Linked DNA regions of Homo sapiens: region 1 is linked to region 2. A link is a contact called in ENCODE Hi-C or POLR2A ChIA-PET data. All regions are on one chromosome and are shown on one strand. Each heading gives the region's core, a stretch centred on a gene start or an enhancer-like site at or near the end of the contact. The rest is flanking DNA. Distances are from core to core; before and after follow the strand shown. Region 1 overlaps SPOCK1 (SPARC (osteonectin), cwcv and kazal like domains proteoglycan 1). Region 2 overlaps SPOCK1 (SPARC (osteonectin), cwcv and kazal like domains proteoglycan 1).

Region 1 (4,944 bases), core at 1,256-3,755, 41 kb after region 2:
GGAATGAGGATGGAAGGCACAGAGCACAAGACAACGGACTTCTTCATGAGGATCAGAAACAGGTGCATGCATCCCAGCCTCTCTCCAACTCCTCCATCACCCCCTCCTGTTCCCCACCCTCAATGCCCCCTCTCCCTCCTGACCCTTGCTCTCAATGCCTCTCTAGGAGGCCCTGGAATTGCAGCTCCCTCTGAGCCCTGCCCCTCAAATGTTCTCAAGCTTGGCTCCTTCTCATCCACATGTCCCCGCCTCAGAGATGCCACTCCTCACCACACTGTCCCTGTCATTCTCCATCACTGACACCTGCTGATTCCCTGTGCAGAACTTAACTACGCTTGAGACTATCTTGTCTGTCTTGTTGACCACTGTATCCAGCACCTAGCACAGCAAATGGGGCAGAGAGAATGAATGAAATGACAAACAAAAGGAGGAACAGGGTGAAGTCAGGGCAGAGAGAGGAAAAAATGGAAAGGGTCAGTTGGGAGAGGGGGAGGGAAGAAGAGTTGGAGAAGGTGAAACAGAAAAGAAACTGCCTCTTTTATATCCTGGGTGGCCAGAGACTTTTTTATTTCTTATTCTCTTTCCTTTGGAGGCCTATGAAGGGATTACACAGGTTACACTCCATTCATTTCAAATTTACTTGCTCCAAGACTGAGGCCAGAAGAACCTGCCACCAGAAGATAGCCACCAGCTGCCCCTCACCACCTGTCACCAGAGCTGAGCTGCAGGTCATGAGCTGAGGCAGGACCCTGGAACTCCTCTCACAGATGGCTTGGTTCTAGCACCAAAGGAGTCTCAGCAATTAGTTTAATTTGTTGCATTTCTCTTTTTAATTCAGGAAATAGAAACGGACGAATTAGCTACACTTGTATGACTTTAATACCTGACAGCTTTGTAGCCATCACTTTTCCATCTAGGGCCTTCTGAGGCTCCTAAGTCTTAATAAAATAAAGAAATAAATAAAATCTTCAGAAGGAATGCAGAGAACATGGTGGGATGGGCATGAGATTAGGTGATGGACTACCGTGGTGCCAGGGTGCCGAGAGGAGGCTGTCTCACCAAGGGGCAGAAAACAGATGTGAGCCAGGCTGGCATCTAAGGAGGCCCCTGCAGGACCACAGAGAAATACTGCACAGGGAAGATGCAAGCTGTGTCTCTGCTAGATAAGGCCTTTCAAAGTACATCTTGGTAATTGAAAACAAAATGAATGTGGTATTGCTACAAGACAGGCAGTAACAAAATACAGTGCTCCATCCTGATAAGCCATGAGAAACGAAGTCTTCTAAAGGGGCAGAAGCGGGAAAGGCAGCGTATCGAAACAAATTCCCTTTGAGACCAAATTTATCTGTGCCACAGAATAGAGATGGTTATTGGGAATCCAAAAAAATTCCTGTCCTCACAAGCACAAAGCCTTCTGAAAATCCTGATCTGGAGGTGGGACAGCTGAATAGACTTGAGTCACCCCGTCTTTAACAACTCTCAGTCCCATATCCCCCTTCAGATATTTTCCTCTCTCATTGTCCTTTCACAGCCAACCTTCTTGAAGGAGTTGGTGGAGAAGTAGTACTGCTGATCATTGAGATAATGTACATGATCAGTACATGATCACAGAGATATGCTAAGTTGAGCAGAACACTTTTATGAGCCACCCTTCCCTTTGCATAGGCCCGTTTGGGGTATAGGGGGATTGCATCAATGGCTAGACAGTGACATAAGGGCTAGGACTGCTCCTGCTCAGCCATCTGTTTTGGATTTCATCCACTGTCACCAGCATTGTCTTGGAAGGACTCAATTCCACTCAAAGAAAACATCTTCAAAGCCCTGGACCAAACTGGACAAGATAACATCAGTAACTTTCCTCTAGCTTCACAAGGCAATGGGAAGGGGACAGAAGACATGGGGCTTAGGAGGACATAACAGTTATTGTGTCTTTATGAAATTTCATTTGCTGGGTTGGATTTATATAAGGGCTATCTGACCCAAGTGGAGCCAAGACTTCCAGTCTGTGAGCCAGGTGTTCTCTGCACTCCTTTCAATTATCTCAGGATTCCCAAACGTCCAGCCTGGGAGGCACAAGGCAGTGAGCTAGGTGCTGGTCTCCATCCAGTGTATAGCTACTGTCTTCACTGCCTCGCTTCCTCCCCTTGGCTTCCCTCCCTGTCACTCCACTTCACAAAACTGTTCTCACCAGAGGACCAATGACCTCCAGGCCATTAACTCCAAAGGCCACATCAACATCTTCATCTGGCCTGGCTCTCAGAGCCCCTTGGCCCCTGATCATGTCTCCCTCCCTCCTGAATGTGTTACTCCCTGTAGTTTCTGTGATATTGTGACATTGCCCCATCCAGTCCACGTCCCACCTCTCTGGCAGCTCCTTGGTCTCTTTGTAAACTCTCATCCCTCTTGTTATTCCTTATGCTTTGCTGTTCCTTGGGGTCCTGCCCTAGGTTATCCCTCTGTCCCACTCCCTGAAAGGATAATGCAGCATGCCGCCCACTCCATGGCTACAAATACCAGCCTCATGCTGACGACTCCCAGACATTTCTCTAGGCCCGACCTCAACCCTGAGCTCCAGGCTCATCTGTCAGCAGCCTGCTTCTCCTCCTCCCCAGGGTGATTCACTGGAAACAGAGCAGCAAGCTGGGGCCAGTGTTTACCTCATGCTTTCTCTTTCTGTGTTCATGTCTTCTTTCTACATTCCTTATCTAGTTAACAAAGCCAGAAACTTAGTCATTTAGAGTGTTGTCCTTTCTCTCCCCACATCTCAATTCACCCTTCTACCCTCTAGTTACCACTCCAATCAGACCCCTTCTCCAGCAACCTATCATAATTTCTCATCTATAGCAAATACCTCCTTACTGAGGTGTTCCTGGGTTCAAGCTTAATCTCCCTCCCATTTGCCATTGTTATCTACCCCCAACGCAACTGTAACTCATACATGTATGGAGTACCCAGCGTGTACCAGGCACTGTGCTGGGCACTATGGACACAACGGTACGCTCACTCTAGGCATGCTCCTGGTGGCTGTCACTGCTAAACAAGACAGGAACCATTAAAATTCAATATGTTAATAGGAGAAATCTGTGTATAGTTATGTGGGAGCCTAAAAAAGAGAATGATAAAGCTGTTCAGGTCACTTCCCCTCAGCAACTCTCAGTGATTTCCCTGCAGATGCCCTCAAAAAGCTACCAGTAGTGGTGTTCTGACACATGGAAGGGTTATGATCCATTATGAGATAGCCAAGTAATTAGTTAGCATAAATTAGTGGAAGTAACAATGGCTCAAGAACGGGAGTTTTTAGAAGGTTATCCTTCCACCCCTTGGAGCAAATATAAGGTTGTCTGATAAGAACACATCTCTTGCTTAGCAGCAGTGTAGAGAAGAGGAGTTACAATCCTATTAGGTGAGCATCAGCCCAGGCAAGTCCACAGGACATCCTGAGTCAGGTGAATCATGGCAGAAGAAAGGTTGGGAGCTCTTACTATGCTATCCAAGATCCCACGTATGTGGCCCCATTCTTCCCTATCTTACACCTGCCCCCAACTTGCCGCTTGCTCCAGCCACACGTGGCCACCACTTTCTGCCTATACAGCATATCTTATCTTATGGCGCTTTGCTTATTGAACTTCTCAGATCTTGCATTTTTTACTCATTGAAGGTTTGTGGCAACCTGAGTTGAGCAAGTCTATTGGCATCATTTTTCAAACAGCATGTGCTCACTTTGTGTCTCTGTGTCACATCTTGGTAATTCTTGAAATATTTTAAACTTTGTCATTATCATTATATGTATTAGGGTGCTCTGTGATCAGTGATCTTTGATGTTACTATTGTATTTGTCTTGGGGCACTATGAACCACATGTATATGAGATGGTGAACTTCATCAACAAATGTTTTATGTGTTCTGACTGGTCCGTTGACTGGCTCCTCCCCCATCTGTTTTCCTCTCCTCAGGCCTCCCTATTCTCTAAGATAAAACAATATTGAAATTCGGCCAATTAATAACACTACAATGGGCTGTAAGTGTTCAAGTGAAAGGAAAAGTCCAACATCTCTCACTTTAAATCAAAAGCTATAAATGATTAAACTTGGTGAAGAAAGCATGTCGAAAGCCGAGACAGGCTAAAAGCTAGGCATCTTGTGCCAAACATTTAGCCAAGTTGTGAATACAAAGGAAAAATGATTGAAGGAAATTAAAAGTGCTACTCCAGTGAACACACAAATTACAGAAAACCGAAACAGCCTTATTGCTGGTATAGAGAAAGTTTCAGTGCTCTAGATAGAAAATCAAACCAGTCAAAACCTTCCTTAAGCCAAAACCTAGTCCAGAGCAAGGCCCTAATTCTCTTCAATTCTTTGAAGGCTGAGAAAGATGAGGACATTTCAAAAGAAAAGTTTGAAGCTAGCAGATATTGGTTCATGAAGTTTAAAGAAAGAAGCCATCTCCATAACACAAAAGTGCAAGGTGAAGCAACAAGTGGTGATGGAGAAGCTGCAAGTTATCCAGAAGATCTAGCTAAGAGAATTGGTGAAGGTGGCTACACTCAACAGCAGATTTTCAATGCAGGCAAAACAACTTTCTATTGGAAGAAGAAGCCATGTTGGACTTTCATAGCTAGAAAGGAGAAGTCAATGCCTGGCTTCCAAGCTTCAAAGGACAGGCTGACCCTCTCATTAGGAGCCAATGCAGCTGGTAACTTTAAGTTGAAGCCAGTGCTCATTTACCATTCCAGAAATCATAGGGCCTTTAGGAATGACACTAAAGCTACTCTGCCTGTACTCTAAAAATGGAACAACGAAGCTCAGATGACAGCACATCTGTTTACAGCATGGTTTACTATGTATATTAAACTCACGGTTACGATACCTACCACTCAGAAAAAAAGATCCCTTTGAAATAATACTGCTCATTCACAATGCATCTGGTCATTCAAGAGCTCTGATGA
Region 2 (5,342 bases), core at 538-3,037:
AAGGACTGTGGCTGCACTTTGAAAAGGGAAGGATAAGAGATCCGAATAATAAGTGGCATTTGAGAGGCCTTTTAATAAGTAGGGGAAACTGTAGGTGAGAAGGTAGGAGAGGCAGCTGAGCGTGACAGCCCTGAGCAGAGTTCAAAGTTTCCTTGTCATGGTGCTATTGATTTCCTGGGGACTTGCTCCAAGTTTCAATCTCTCTCCGCATACAAGGAGTGAGAGGATGCAGACATCCCCAGAGGATGACAAAGCCCTGTGTCTTCTCTACCTCTTCTATCACCAAACCTGCAGGACTCCTGTGGACCCAAACAGGACAGCATCCCTAGCACAGAGCAGGCGCCCACCAAAGGTTAATTTTATCTTTCCCACCTATATGCAGAACTATTCAAGAGTCAACTGGCACCCAGCACAAATCCAATTATTTTTTTCAAAATGACTTTTTACAGAAACCTTTCTCAAGGAACAAACCAAGAATGAATTAATTTAAAGAGATTTGTTAAGCTGTAAAGCATTGAATTCAAAAGCCAGTTAATTACTGGTTCCATGTAACTTTTTTTGATTAATTTTATTTTTAAGCTCACTACTTGGTCTCAATTAAGGTGGTGATATTTTAATTATCTTAATTGTTTCTGAACTTGTTTTTCAGTTCAACGAGTTATTTTTTAATTAGCTACATTGATTTTAAAATCCTGAATCAAGCCTTTGCACTCTTCTTGAGCACATCCTATAGGCTAATTGGCAAAGGGTCATGACACCTAGCACAGCAGAGCTTGATACCACCTCAGAGATGCTCAGATGAGAAGAAGGTTCCATTTTGTGGGGTGGCCCAAAGGGTTCCTCACCTGGGGGAAATCACACACATTTGTGTTTATTCAATTAATATTTACAGAGTATCATTCAGCGTGAAGAATCTTTCTGCAGGCTAAAGGTGAATACAAAGAGGTGAGCAAAAAGATGTTCTTCCAGCTCTCCAGGGGTTCACCGTTGAACATAGGAGACAGGTGAGACAGGTAAGGTACCTAATTCAGCCTTTCAGGGGGTCAGGTGAGACTTCCTGGACAGACTGACATCTATGGAAAAGTAGGTTTAAACCAGATAATAGGATGAGGAAGAACACTCCAGATAACAGGAAGTTGTCTTTCCAGGGGTAAGAAAGTTTGTGGCAGGCTTAAGGAATTCAAGTGTTTCATGAGGCTGGCAGCAGTTGGAGCAAGCCGGTGAGTAAAAAGGCTGGAGAAGAGGCTGAGCCTGGTCCTGAAGGGCCTTGGAGCCACAGGGACCATGCTGGGGAGCCAGGGCCTTTGAGTTCCACAGTGCCTTCAACCCAGCATGCAAGAACCTGTGACCAGACTAAAGTCGGGGGAGAGGGGCAGGAAGAGGGAACCCTAAATATGCATTTTATGTAGAAAGTGGCACTTAGTAAGAACAGACACACTACATATATTCTCGTCCGCCAAATGACAGAGGACATCAGGGCTGAAAGGCCCAGTGGTCAACTCTTAGAACCCCTTTTCTCCTGCCAGGAACCTCCTTCCTCCCTCTCCCCAGGAACACCAAGCCACACAGGATTCCGGGAGGCACAAGATACCTGTTGAGACCAGTAAGCAAAAGATTAATCTAAAACAGCAGCTTGAACTCCTGGCCCACTCTGGTGAGTTCCAGAATCTTCCTCAGGCCAGAGGCCACTCGATTTGCAAAAAGTCCACCAGTTAAAGATGCCTTGTTGTCTCGCTGTTGCTTTTAAGACTGCTCTCTGCCTGAGTCATGCGATCCCAAGGTTCACGTGAAGAGCAGACACTCCCAGTGATTCATTAGGAGTGACTTAATGGACGACTGACAAAGAAATTACACCAAACTGTGAAAACCTCGTCAAGCTATGAGCAGGAACATTTATTGCAGCTTGTCTGTCCCCATGGTAACCCGTGCATGCATCTTGCCTCCCTTGTCTCCAGAGAGGCTTGTTCACCAGCTGACGACAGAGCCTCTCAGAATATAAAATAGAAGATTCTGCCCATAGGATTTTTGCTGTAACCAGAGAAGAATGGCAGCTTGGAAAGCCTCCTCACAATTCTTTCCTTTCATATTCAAGGGGCTGGCCAAGTTCTCCGAGGCCAAACAAAGGGCCTATTAGACATGTGCCTGGATAGGGCAGAGAGCAGAGTGGCATAAAGGTTGGACTCATGCATTTAAGGATTGGGGAATTGGTGGGGAGGGACACAGGACAGACAGAGACAAAGAGGCAGAGGAGAGAAAGATGAGTCTGACCAAAGATAGCCCTCCTGGGAAGAGACCTTTTCTTTCCCCTTTAAACTGAGGTCCTGGGGACTTCTTTCTGTGTCAAAGATAAAAGCATCTTCTCTGTTACATTATTTGTGTATGTGTGTGTGTGAGGTGGGGGAGAGGGTTATAAATTGATAACAGCCTTTTTTGGGGGTCAATTTTTTGGTTGTGCCCTTAAATGATAACAATTGTTAAATGTAGGTAGATGGGTGTATAGCAGTTTATAGTATCCTCTCAACATTTTGGTATACATAAAAATTATAACAAGAGAAAAGGGAAAAAAGAAACATCCTATGACCCAGCAAGTGAACATATTAGGCAAAAATGTTCATCTTAATAATCTGTAATAAGGGAAAATTATAACACTTTGAATGTCCATCTGTGTTAGTCTGCTCGGGCAGCCATAATGAAAGTACCACAGACTGGTGGCTTAAACAACAGAAATTTATTTTCTCACAGTGCTGGGGACTAGAAGTCTGAGATCAGGGTGCCAGTAAGGTGAGGTTCTAGGAGGGCCCTCTTCCTGGCTTGCAGCCAGCCAGCTTTTTGCTACGTCCTTACATGGTCTTTCCTCGATGCAAGCACTTGGAGAGACAGAGAGCCAGCCCTCTCTCGTGTCTCTTCTTATAGGACACTTATCCTATCAGCTCAGGGCTCCACTCTTTGGACCTCTTTTAACCTTAATTACTTTCTTAGAGGCCCCCTCTCCAAATACAGACATCCTAGGAATTGGAGCTTCAACGTGGGAATTTGAGGGGGATAAAAACATTCAATCCAGAACACCAACTGTAGGGAAATGGTTTAGTTAATAACATAATACATTTTTTAAACATCATGCAACTATTTTACAGAAACTAGTAGATCTATATTTGGTAACATAGGTAGATATTTATGATAAATTAAGTGAAAAGGCAAGTTGAAGATGAGAAAACCAATTTGAAACGGTAAAGTAACTTCCCAGCACCATAAAGCCTTAATGGCAAAGCCAGTACTCAGAACCAGACCTGCCTTCTTCCAAAAGAAGCGCCTTTCCCTTCCCTACCCTTCCTCTCCGGACAGCCACAGCCTCTGCCCCACTCACAGACCAGGGCCCTCAGTTTCTCCTGATTGCCCTCTATCTCATATCCTGTCTGCAGCAAGGAGACAATGACAAGCCATGACCATGGCCAGGGTCCAGAGCAGGTGTCCAGCCCTGGGTGATCTTGGCATGTGTCTCTGAGATGAAGGAGTTAAGGACTACCCACTACTGAGAGTGTCTGGGAATTGCTTGGCCCCTCTGCTCACATGCAAAGCAAGACATTATGAGCAACCACTGATAAGCCCAACATGGTAATTTACATGTCCTGATCATTAGAAAAGAAGGCGTTAAGAGGGGTCTGCCAGAGCAGCTGTGGAAATGTGTGTCATAAAATCAACAACCACAAAATTTTATTAGCCTGGGCAGCCAAGCCTCCCTTCTCAAAGCTATCATCTCACATTTTCCCTGCTCCCCAGCTGCTCTGACAAGGACCCTCACTCAGCATTTCCATCAAGAAATTGATTTCCCTTTGAAAGTGTGATGGGAGTGGAAAGAGGAAGTAGAAGGAAAGGGGGAATTAAATAGAAAGGAAGGGGAGGGAGAACATTACATACTCTGTCACCCAATTAGGGGGCTGACATGGAGACAATGACAACGACCAACTATAGAATAATGTACTATTATCCTAATTCAACAATAAAGAAACTGATACAGAGATCAGATCATTCTTAATTTACCAACTGGTAACTGACAGAGAAATGTTAAGCCTGTTTGTGGTCACACAGCCAGTGAGCCTGGATTTTAATCTTGGCGAGTCTCACACCAAGGCTGATACTTGAAGCCACTAAGCCACTAATGAAAATAACTTCTGATGGGGATAAAGGTGATGATTAAAGTGTCAAGCAGCAATGTATCACACCCCTCTGTCCACCTTCCCCAAGATTCATGTTACCCAGAAGACCTCATAAAAAAAGACTTCCTGTGAAAAAAAAAGATTGAGCTATCAGAAATCAAAGCCAAATTGCTGGCTATCTTAATAAGCTTGTATTACTTTTATAATGAATACAAAAGTGCGAGCTGCTTTTAAAGGCAATGCTGCTGTCCTGTGAACTTAACTCCCTCTGACTTAAGAAACAATAGTGACCAGGTGAACTGACTGTGGTTCCTTCCGTGAGGGGTTTCTGTGAAGTGTGCGTATGTTCCACACTGCTAATGGGGAGATGCATGAAGCCCAGCGCAGCATGGGACAGGGCAGTGTAGGCAACAGGAGCTGAGAATGGCCTGGCCTCTAAGTAGAGAAAAAGATATCATCCACAGAGAAGTCTTCACCTTCTCATCCATCACAATGGCCAGAATTTATTAAAATGCTATAATAGTAAAGGTATTTGGGTTCTATTTCATTATAATTGACATAAATTATTCATAAGACATTTATGAACAAAGGAGAGAGATTTACTCAAAATACAAAAGAACCAATTCTATAACCTAAGAGAATAAGAGGGCATAAAAAGCATAGTAAAAATCAAATATTTCCTGGAAAAAAGTGTACTTAAAAGATCACTGTGGCTCACACAGTCTATCTTTTGTACCTGTGCTTCACTTTAATGCAATTAAAATTTCTATAAAAACATGGAGCTTTTCCCAGGCCAAAGACATCCAGAGAATTAACTCTTTTGGTGCTGATTATTCTGACATTATTCAGCAGCCATGGTTGTTGATCATGTAAGGATTGGGAAACTCAGCAACTCCAAGAATTTCTGCCAAATTTTTAGTGTACCTAGAAGATAAGAACCCAAAGCATTTGGCTCGGAGAGATGTAAGTTTGAGAGGAGAGAGGCAGCTTTGCCACTTCTTGCCTATGAGGTATCTTGATGGGTTACTCAACTCTTTAGGATTCAGTTGCAGGCAAACAGATCCACTTTACTGAGATGTTGTGAGGATCTGATGGGATAACACATGAAGGTTTTCTAGCACAGGGCCTGGCGCACAGTTCATGCTCATTTATTATCCTCATGGCTTTTACCAGCTCTTTTTAGCTTGC

The links. Hi-C counts contacts between places; a loop is a spot of excess contacts on that map. ChIA-PET counts read pairs that join two places held with the same protein, here RNA polymerase II (POLR2A).
Region 1: a loop to region 2 is called in a map of transverse colon, with 17 times the contacts of the local background. The contact joins two enhancer-like sites. A Hi-C loop is called at or near these places in 3 of 168 maps with a recorded cell type or tissue (MCF 10A, PC-3 and transverse colon). POLR2A ChIA-PET finds 5 or more read pairs at or near these places in 2 of 52 experiments (OCI-LY7 and activated T-cell).

Annotation. Positions count from the first base shown.
Region 1 is chr5:137,184,671-137,189,614 of GRCh38, forward strand. All of the region lies in intron 3 of SPOCK1 (SPARC (osteonectin), cwcv and kazal like domains proteoglycan 1), which reads right to left. Among named protein-coding and RNA genes, the nearest start is that of SPOCK1, 310 kb to the right of the region's middle. Within about 2 kb of position 2,506, at least 2 of the 41 ENCODE cell types and tissues checked have a DNase peak (open chromatin) inside an H3K27ac peak, as active enhancers do.
Region 2 is chr5:137,144,709-137,150,050 of GRCh38, forward strand. All of the region lies in intron 3 of SPOCK1 (SPARC (osteonectin), cwcv and kazal like domains proteoglycan 1), which reads right to left. Among named protein-coding and RNA genes, the nearest start is that of SPOCK1, 350 kb to the right of the region's middle. RefSeq lists an enhancer at 756-1,955. Within about 2 kb of position 1,788, at least 5 of the 41 ENCODE cell types and tissues checked have a DNase peak (open chromatin) inside an H3K27ac peak, as active enhancers do.